Linked DNA regions of Homo sapiens: region 2 is linked to region 1. The links are chromatin loops, found by intact Hi-C in ENCODE. Cell type or tissue: PC-9. All regions are shown on one strand. Links, peaks and the distances in the headings refer to the core of each region. The heading gives the core; the rest is flanking DNA.

What was found. A loop is a pair of places that touch in the nucleus more often than their neighbours do. Peaks named below come from ENCODE experiments on the same cell type or tissue, not always from the same donor. Only the 100,000 strongest peaks of a DNase experiment are listed, where the experiment ranks them.
Region 2: it touches region 1 in a loop (6-fold over the local background); 32 of 110 quality-filtered maps call a loop at or near these places.

Annotation. Positions count from the first base shown.
Region 1 is chr18:12,835,924-12,841,304 of GRCh38, forward strand. PTPN2 (protein tyrosine phosphatase non-receptor type 2) reads right to left here. Exons shown (of 9, transcript NM_002828.4): 3 at 868-968. Among named protein-coding and RNA genes, the nearest start is that of PTPN2, 46 kb to the right of the region's middle. RefSeq lists enhancers at 3,789-3,848, 3,969-4,018, 4,059-4,108. In PC-9, for the core only: no CTCF peak of the experiment used is centred there; DNase peaks (open chromatin) are centred at 1,988, 2,408 and 3,288; H3K4me3 peaks cover 2,478 bases; H3K27ac peaks cover 5,000 bases.
Region 2 is chr18:12,887,483-12,892,863 of GRCh38, forward strand. No RefSeq gene overlaps it. Among named protein-coding and RNA genes, the nearest start is that of PTPN2, 5.9 kb to the left of the region's middle. In PC-9, for the core only: CTCF peaks have their summits at 3,205 and 3,404; DNase peaks (open chromatin) are centred at 2,679, 3,179 and 4,259; H3K4me3 peaks cover 432 bases; H3K27ac peaks cover 3,404 bases.

The sequences.
Region 1 (5,381 bases), core at 314-5,313:
GGAGCTGTACTACCTCAAGTAAAAAATGCATTTTAGTTTCCTGTGAATTGACGTAGTATAATAGCTCATAGTTACATTAATCTGCATATCTTTTTACTTATCAAATATTTTTCTCTTTCAAATAAGTCATTCTGATTTAAGTTATGTTTTCAAAAATCTCAAATATTATGGTATATCTTTTGAATATTTAAAAATCTTTAGGGGGAAAGACAGCCCTGTTGATAATCAAGTCTTTATTACTTGATGAATAAAGAGTAGCTGTGGATACACAAAAATCTCTCCTACTATCTCAGAATGGAAGGAAGAATCATGCTTGCACACAGGTGTGGCTGATGCGCTCAGAGGCAACTGGGCAGAAGGCCACAGGGAGCACAAGGCCTTGTGGCTGGGCCTCTGGAGCACCTGGTCTCAGCACCCGCTCAGGTCCTTGAAGACGACCAGACACCATCCAGGGCTTGGTGTACTCTCTGAAGATATATGCGAGGCAGGGGGAGCTACAGAAGAGCTGTCCAGGGCCTCTGGTTTTGCCACAGGGTATGGGAAGAGAAAAGAAGACACTAAGAAGCATAAGCAGCACTCTGTGTCAGATATAATGTAAGGAACACAATCTGCCAAAGAACTGGCCTAAGCCATTTCCTAAGAATTTTCCTTCACAGAACGTGTAATATCAAAAATAACTTGCCTTTTATCTTAAATACTCAAAGCTTCAAAACCTTATAATGTCCATAATTCATTACATCGTCAGAAAAAAACTGAAATACCATTTCATTTCCAAAAGAAGTCAAGATATACTTTTACCTATGATTTAAAGCAGAACAAGCACAAACACATCATTTTCAGACATTTGCGTGGTATCGTATTACTTGCCTGTGTTAAGATGTAACTCCTTTGTGCCTCTTCTATGTCAACTAAACTGGCATTAATATAATCATTCTCAGCATTTTGCAGTTTAACACGACTGTGATCATCTGAAAATAGAGAATGATAAACCACAACTGTCATTTCAAAATTACTGTTTTTATCTTCATATTAATATTCTAGGTATTTATAAAAAGACAGAAGAAATAAGAAAAATGAATTAGCATCATAATAGAGTTGAGACAAATCCTAAACTATTCTCTACTTTTTTTGTAAGGAGTATAAAATGCAATCTTGTTTATTACTATAGTGCTGGAAAGGAAGCACTTCTGTTTGTAGCACATTAGCCATTGTGACTTGAAAAATCGACCAGGAGTAAACATAGTTAAATGAATAAAGTACTTACCTTCCTAAAAGTAAAAGGATCATTCAGATTCTTGGTACCTAAGAATTGATTGGTCTACCTACAAAACGATAACTGGTCTCAAATAGATGAGACTAGATTTCCGAGGTTACTATATTTCAACCTCTTCATTTCTCAACAGATAAGAATTCCACTATATTTAAATAAATTTTAGCACTGAACTGTGTTTAGGTTAAATGCTGAAAATATTTAAAGACAGTTGGAATATTCCAACTGTATTCTTTAAAAGACCACTGAAGATACTTCACTACTTAGACTCTGTTAACAGTTTAGAGATATTTCTAGTTTTTAAAAGTAAAAATCTCATAGATTGAGAATTTATGCTAATTTAAATATGTGAAATACAAAATGTGACCTTATACATTTAGATGGGAAAGCAAGAGAAGCATGACACCAGGAGAAAAAGCCCATGAATTAACTCAGAATCCTCAACACACAACTGCCGGATGCATATCACTGAATTATAAAACTAAAAACATGGTGTTTGATGTTTAACTCTAGAGAATGCATACTATTACAAGTTGTCCCTCTCAAAGAAATCCATACTAAATAGCCAGTCTCTCCTTACTTTTAAATGAAAAAACTGTTTATATTATCTCCATATGAAAGAAAATGTAAAATGGCTTTAGTTTCACACATCAATTTATCTGAGATGTTTCTGCTGGACTGAACCCAAGACCTCTGTAAATATTACATGTCATTTGCCAACAGGAAAAACTAAGATCTTGTTATAGTAAATCACATATACTAGTGTTCTCAGAAAGATGATGTCAACAAGCACTTTTTTTTAAAAATCACTTTTTTAAAAAACAGTTTAATCACCCTTTAACTGTTATATTATGTAAAATAGTAAAAAGGTCAGCAACTTAATTAAAATAAAGACCACATATCTCCTAGACAACATACCAAAAAAAGAAAGCCTGGTTTTAGAAAACTACATGATTTTAAAATTAAAGTTCCACTAAAATATCACACCAAAGGAATGTATTTCCTCATGTTGTAATCACAGAAAGAACACTAACCAAAGGCTACTCATATCTATTGCACAACTGAAAACAGCCATTTAGCTAACATGCGGTAGGAATCCATAAAACCCGGGAAGGTCCACCTCACAGGGTGCTGGGAATCTGGTTACCCCACATGGCACCACCCCACACCCTTGCCCAGCTATGCAGGAAGTAAACCTAGAGAAAGACCTTCAGCCAGAGTATTTGATACCTCACCCTCAGGACTCTGAACTAAAATTCACTGCTATTTTCCTTCTATCTGTAAAATATGCACGAGGTGTTACCTCAATGCTCTATAAGCACAGTAACCACACACCAGAAAAGCCCAGATCCAGTCCTGGGAGGCAGTAGGGAGGAGGGCACTACCTGCAGGGCACTGGGTCTGCAGGGCTCAGCCCCTGGCAGTGGCCTCGCTTCCTGTTTAACATTAATATACAGAGTCAACAAAAGCAAAGGAACGGTGAATTTTCTCAGGAAAATTTTTTTTTATTTTGTTATCAGATAATACTAAAAAAGAAAGGTAATCCTTGGGAAAACTCTATAGCTATTTAGAACTGACTACAAATGTTATTTGAGCCTGTATTTTCTTCTCAAGGCTGATTAAAAACAAAACTGAAATACCTACATCACTAGATATTATTTTAATTCTTCTGTTCTTTTAAGAAAAACACATACAAAGGAAAAATGAAAAACAATTTAAAAAGGAAGAAATATTAAAGCAAAAAGGAGAAATAAAACTTTAAAATAAATTTAAAATACATTAAAATTATAAAAACAAAAATTGAAAAAGATTAATATAAAATAAAAAGTATATATAACTTTTTGATTTCGAAGAGGCAGTAGAGAAAAAAATAAAACACATCACCTTAAAATAACTATTGCAAAAGATTGTGAATATACACATTTCAGGAAGTGAAACTATCAAAGCCTCTTTATGAGAAACTGTGACTTTATAATTTATACTCTTTAGTGATGATAACAAAGAAGGGCACTACCTCTTCTCCAATTAAGGATCACAACACACGGTTTCGAGTTTGTGAGAGCATATACACAGGTTCCCTTAACAACCTGAGTCACAGGTCTCTTTTCCCTGCCCAGATACTATCAGTCAGCCCCAAATCTGTAAACTAATCATTAAAAAACAAACTTTTGACTTCTGAATGAGAACACACAGAAAGGTACATCCTTTCTCCTCTTCCATAGGAACCTCTGACATGAGATTATCATAACAGCAGCATCCCATAACCTTTGGGCTGTATAAGTAAGCCCCAAAGCCCACTATACTTTACCATCCTTGTAAGTCTGGTTATCTCACCCTTTCCTCTTTTAAAGGATCCAGTAAAGGGAGAAAAATGAAGATAGTTCAAACTCTTTTGCATGGGATACCACAAAAGCAACCAAACCACACTTCACAGGAAATCTTATTTCTCAACCTCTACTAGCACTAGTAGCAGAACTATCAAGAACATACACTTTTTTTTCTACAGGCATCATCTGCCTTAATTCTTGTCACTGAGTAAATGAAGAAATGCAATACCCAAACAGAACTGTGGTTTATAACTTGGATTAAAATTAAGCCAATTTCTGACAAGGAGTCCCTTCACCTCCTACCCTCAAACAGCATGTTTTCTGAGAAACAGCTCCACCTCTCAAGAAATGACTAGTGCTAGCTGTGGCTGTGCTGACAATACAGATTAGTTTCCTCTTTCAATACTGTCATCATAAGCTTTAAAAAAAAAAAAACAACCCACAGCTTTCACCAAATATATCATTATTGTAAAGACATCTCCTTTTGGAAAGTTTTCCAGGTCAAACAGAAAGGAGAATTTGTATTCATTGTAACTGGTTACAATTCATCCTGAACAGGTTAAATCACAGCAAAGATCAAGCATCCTTAACTTACAAGTCAGGCAAGAAGATGACCAATTCTAATAGTACAGCGTGAACCAGTGACTTTTCCCCTTTAGATTTTCCCATTCTCAACTAAGGGTAATCAGTACGTTTTCAAACAGTGATGTCCAAGAACTCAAAGCATTTTCTAGATTTGTCAACTCTCTTCAATCCTGCAAGTAAAATAGTCGAACAACAAATATTATGCATTCTCTCTCATAAATCGAGCAATGAACCAAAAACAAAGCTGGCACTAAACACCAGGTCACCATATACTCCCCCATATTAATGGAGAATACAAACTTTAGTACACATAGAATATTAACATTTCAATTGTTTGCTCTGCAAAGAAAATTCTACTTGATGAAAGGTTTCCAATTGACCACAAAACCAACCAGAACCACTGTCTAGAACCATTTGGTGCCTACGACATGTCAGGTTTGTGTGACACTCGTCACTGGGTCACCTCTCTCAGTCCTCACAGCCCTATGAAGTGCATATGAATATGGATCACACCCATCGCACTGTCACTCAGGGAAGTCAAGTCATCACAAGTGTAACACACTAGAGCACAAAAATGAAACCTAGATTTGTGCAATTTAAGAGATTACCTATTTCCTGCATTCTGCATTCCATGTCTCCCTGATCCATCCAGTTGGTGCCTTTACCATCCTTTCCATACATCCTAAATTCTTGCTGACATCACCTTTTCACGTTGCTCTCCACTCAGGTGTGACTTCCAACTCCTCTCTCACATAAACCCCACTTCTGTGCCGATGCAGTCCATGACATATCTTCTCTAACTAGACGCTCTGATGGAATGCCTCCATGATGAACTGGTCTGTTCCCTGCATTGAATACTTTCAGCAATCATACACAATTTTTAGTCAACAAACATATTTTAACCTATAGGGATCTAAAGGTAAGACATTATTTGTTTGAAGCTTTTAAAAAGGAAAAAAGAAATTATATTAAGCCGTGACTCTGAGTACTGATACTTTATTGCATAAAATATTGTGGGAAGGAGCTTGAGTAGTTGCTACCTGAATAGGCCTAGTGAGATCAGCAGGAAGGGGAAATTCCAGCAGAGGGCACATCATAAAGAGGAATGAAAGGGAATGGTGTAGCGGCAGGACTGGCAGATTCAGAAAGGCTGGCGAGCTGGCTAGAGAGGGCTCCCCAGACACATTAAGGGCGGACCC
Region 2 (5,381 bases), core at 214-5,213, 51 kb after region 1:
ACATGTTTGTCCTTGTCTTTTGGTAGACATACACTCATTTCTTGTGGGCATATGTCTAGGAGTGGGATTGCTGGATTGCAGTGTATCTATATGTTCATCATACACTGCTGAACAGTTTTCTGAGTGATTGCACCCGCACTTGAGCTTGGACACAGGATAAGGATGGCCACTATCATCACTTCTGTTCTATACTGTATAGTTATAGCAACAAGTGAGGAAAATTAAGAAGTGGTATAATGATTGGAAAGGATGAAACAAAGTTGATATTATAGCCAATATATTGTACACATAGAAAATCCAAAGTAATCTACAGGTCAACTATTAGATTAATAAGTGAATTTAGGCTAGGTGCAGTGGCTCACACCTGTAATCCGAGCACTTTGGGAAGTCAAAGTGGGAGGATCACTTGAGGCCAGTAGTTGGAGACCAGCCTGGGTAACATAGTGAGACTCCATCTCTAAAAATAAAAAAATTAGAAAAAAAAATTGAATTTAGAGATGTCTTTGAAAACAAAGTCAATATAAGAAAAAGCAGTTGTATTTTTTTTTTTTTTTTTGATGGAGTCACTCTGTCGCCCAGGCTGGAGTGCAGCGGTGCAATCTCAGCTCATTGCAACCTCTGCCTCCTGGGTTCACGCCATTCTCCCGCCTCAGCCTCCCAAGTAGTTGGGAATACAGGTGCCCGCCACCACGCCTGGCTAATTTTTTAGTAGAGATGGGGTTTCACCGTGTTAGCCAGTATAGTCTTGATCTCCTGACCTCGTGATCCGCCCACCTTGGCCTCCCAAAGTGCTGGGATTACAGGTGTGAGCCACTGCGCCCGGCAGAAAAAGCAGTTGTATTTCTACATAGCAACAGCAACTAGAAAATTTTTAAACATTGGAATATAAACTATTCCGAAAAATTCTTAACAAAAGATTAGCAAAACCTCTAGTCTGAAAACCACAACATATCACTCAGAGGAATGAAAGAAGAGCTAAATAAATGGAAGGATATACGATGTAATGTCTTGGAAACTTTAGTATTGTAAAGTTGCCAGTGCTTCTCAAAGTCATGTATGAATTCAGTGCAATCTCAATCAAAATCTCACCATATTTTTGTAGTGGAAATTGACAAGCTGATGCTACCATTTACAAATAAAAATGCAAGGGGCCAAGAATAGCCAAAATAATCTTAAGGAAGAAGAAAATGGAAGTTTTACCTCACCAGATAATAAGATTTACTCTAAAGCTACGATAATTAAAACAGCGTGTTCTTAGTGTGAAGATAGACAAATAGAAGAATGGAACAGAATAGAGTCTAAAGAAGAACTCAAGGGCCAAAAGTAGCCAAGAAGAACAGATCTGGAAGACATTATCCCTCCAGATATCAAGATCTCTTATAAAGATATGTGGTATCGACGCAAGGAAAGGCAAGCTGACCAAGGCAAGCTGACCAGTGGAACTAAACAAAGTCCAGAAACAGGTTCACACATATAGTCATCCGGTGTGTATCTTTGTGTGTGTGTATTTCACAAAGGCTTAAAGTAATGTGTCTTCAATAAATGGTGCTACATCCAAAAGAGCATAACTATATGTTTCCATTTTATATGAAGTTCAAAAATAGACAACAGAATAGTGATTACCTCTGGAGGCAGCTGGGGGCTGCCTCTGGTAGGGTGGGGGTGTTGCCTGGGAAGAAGCATGAGAGAATCTTCAGGGGTCCTGGAAATATTCCATATCTTGATTTGGTTGGTGGTACACTGTTGTGTATAATATACACGTATTTGTACATGTGTGTATAAAATGTCATTGAGCTCCACATTTAAGATTTTTTGGACTTTATTATATGTATGCTAACCTCAATAAAACTAAAAAATTCCTCACTCGAGTGAAAACTTTTTTAATTTAAATAAAAATAAACGGTATTTCATTTAGAAATGGAAACCAGGCACATTATCTTACACAGTATTTCATAAACTACCATCACCTAGTGAATATAGCAAAAGACTGTATATGGCTTCAAAGCCACATAATGCACCTAAATTCTCTAAAATTGCCAGCAATTACAAAGTGATAGATATGAGCCACATAGGATCAAGATGGGGATTCACTCATTCCATATTTTGGAGCCACAAAGTATATCTGCTGCCTAGGTTTGGACCAAATGCAATTAATGTATCAAACAAAAAATCCTAATATTTATTCAGCTTCATCCACAGCCTCCAAAAATGGTTTTAGTAAAAGACCAAATAAATTACGGTTTTTAAAAAAACTTTCGGGGCTGGGCGCGGTGGCTCACGCCTGTAATCCCAGCACTTTGGGAGGCCGAGACGGGCGGATCACGAGGTCAGGAGATCGAGACCATCCTGGCTAACACGGTGAAACCCCGTCTCTACTAAAAATACAAAAAATTAGCCGGGCGTGGTGGTGGGCGCCTGTAGTCCCAGCTACTGGGGAGGCTGAGGCAGGAGAATGGCGTGAACCCAGGAGGCGGAGCTCGCAGTGAGCCGAGATGGCGCCACTGCACTCCAGCCTGGGCGAAAGAGCGAGACTCCGTCTCAAAAAAAAAAAAAAAAAAAAAAATTTCAGGCTCTGTGTGGTGGCTCACACCTATAATTGCAGCACTCTGTGGGACCAAGGTGAGTGAGTCAGCCTGGCCGACATGATGAAACCTAGTCTCTACTAAAAATATAAAAATAAGCTGGGCGTAGTCACGCGTGCCTATAATCCCAGTGACTCAGGAGACTGAGGCAGGAGAATCGCTCAAACCTGAGAGGCAGAGGTTGCCGTGAGCCAAGATTGCGCCACTGCACTCCAGCCTGGGCAACACAGTAAGATTCCGTCTCAAAAAAAAAGCTGGGTGTGGTGGCACATGCCTGTAATCTCAGCTACTCAGGAGGCTAGGCAAGACAATTGCTTGAGCCTGGGAGGCAGAGGTTGCAGTGAACCAAGACGGCGCCTGTTGCACTCCACCCTGGGTGACAGAGTGAGACTCTGTCTCAAAAAAAAAAAAAACTTCCAAAAATAACTACCTAACCCAACTACACAGAATATGTGGTAGGCCTTCCAATGAACTATCATAGTCCCTAAATATGTCAGTTATCAATTTATTGACATTAAGCTCAAGGCTTCCTTTTTCACCTTCTCTATGAGAATGGATCTGGGCCCTTTAAATATTTTTCCTTTGCCAGCTGACACAGTGTTAAGCTTTGTCAGTAGGGGGAGTGGAGAGACACTTAAGGAGAAAGGGCTTGCTGGGAACCGCACAGGGGAACTGTGCTTGCTGGGCTGACTCCAGTGACCAGCAGCCTCCCCCAGCACCTTGCTCCTGGGGGTGCGTCTGTAGCAGAGTACCTCCCGTGAGACATCTCCCCGTGAGCAACTTTCCCATACACCCAGAGGGCAATAGAGTAGATTGAATGGGGGCCTCTCAAAAATGTGTCTGCCTGGAACCTGTGAATGTGACCTTCTATGAAAAAAGGGTATTTGCAGATTGAGCTACAAATCCTAAGATCAGATCATCTTGGATTATCAGGGTGAGCCCTAAATCCAATGACAACTGTCCTTCTAGGAGAAGGGCAGGGAGAGATTTGAGACAGGAAAGGGCCATATGAAGATGGAGGCAGAGGTTAGTCACTCAGCTACGGGGAACACCTGGAGCACCCAGAAGCTGGAAGAGGCAATGAAGGCTCCTCCCTGAACCCTTCCAAGGGAGCAGAGCCCTGCAGACACCTTGGTTTTGGACTTCTGGCCTCTAGAACTAAGTGAGGATAAATGGTGTTGTCTTAAGCCACCAAGTCCATGGTCATTTGATATGGCAGCCAGCTGTACAAGGTTTCCAGCTAGTTCCACAAATGCACCCCCACAGGGAGGGCTCTCCATGCAGCGGGCTAGAGGCACGCCTTCTCTAAGAAGATCTGGGACTCCTTAGAGTTTCATCCCTCAGCTTCTCAATGAAAAAAAATCCTTAAGCTTCTCAATGAAAAAACTTTTGAATGGAAGTACCTTAAAATTAAGGATTTCTGTTCATCAAATGACAGCATTAAGGAAAAGGGTGAACTGCAGAGTAGACGTTTTGCAGTGAATACTTCCCCAAAAGACTCAGGCCCAAAATAAAGAACGCCTACAAGTCAGTATGAGAAAGATAGCTTAATAGGAAAACGGGCAAGAGATTTTTGAGTAGGCATTTTGTGAAGAGGATATCCAAATGGCCAGTAAGCATATGAACCTTACCCTCATTAGTCACTAGAGAATGCCAGTTACTCCTATAATGAGATAATACCTCACCCCACCAGAGTGGCAGGAACTGGAAGCAGCTATAGGTCTTACACCTGCGGGGTGAATGAATGTTGACTGGGGGAGTGAGGAGTGTAACCGGGCCCTTTGAGATTTCAGCACCCCGCATTTTTAGTGGCTGAAACCATGAACATTCTGATCAGGCCCTTGCCTGCTTGCACATGTTAACTGCCCGCTTTCTGCCAATATCCCTTGCTCCCTCAATATAATGATAAACTGCTGATGTGCTGTTTCTTCACCAAGAGGAGAAGATAACTTCAAGGTCACAAAACATTTTTGCAGAGGGAATGGATGCTGTTAAGGATGTCATGACCGGCTGTTGATGCCCAGAAGTCTGGTTGTTCAAGGCACTATCTGAGACTGAAGAAACACAGACTTTCCCATCGGTTCCCTGAAACTCCCCCTCCCTTTTGTCTAGCTGCACAAAAACTCCCTGCTTCACCTTTTTGTTAAGACAGATTTGAGAGATCTTGCCCTCCTGCCCTCTTGCCTTGGTCAAATTGAATAAACCTTTCTCTATCTCCAAGCACCAGTGTCTCAGTGTTTGGCCCCAGCTGCTCATGGGGTACACAGGTCTGAGTTTGGGGTTCTACAATAGAAGTACAGTCCTAGCAAATCAAGCTGCATTGAACCATTCCAGAGGACAAAGGGTGGCATAAAAATCTGTTGGAAGAGAAGTTACCAGAGAGTGACAGATATATACTTTACCACGTTGTTAAGATAAATATCACAATTTTGCCTTGATTAGTCTTGGAAGAAAGAATAAATAATGGATAAAGGAAGATGAAAACTAGGTGACTTTGATCAGTATTCTAAAAATGATTCATGTGTCTTTTGTTGTTGTTTTAGAGACAGGATCTCATTCTGTCTCCCAGGCTGGGGTACAATGGTGCGATCATAGCTTACTGCAGACTCCAACTCTTGGGCTCAAGAGAGCCTCCCATCTCAGCCTCCAGAGCTGGGACTACAGGCATGTACCACGCCCGGCTAATTTTTAAATTTCTTTTGTAGAGATGGAGTCTCACTATGTTGCCCAGGCCAGTCTCAAATTCCTGGCTTCAAGTGATCCTCCTGCCTTGGCCTCCCAAAGCATTGGGATTACAGG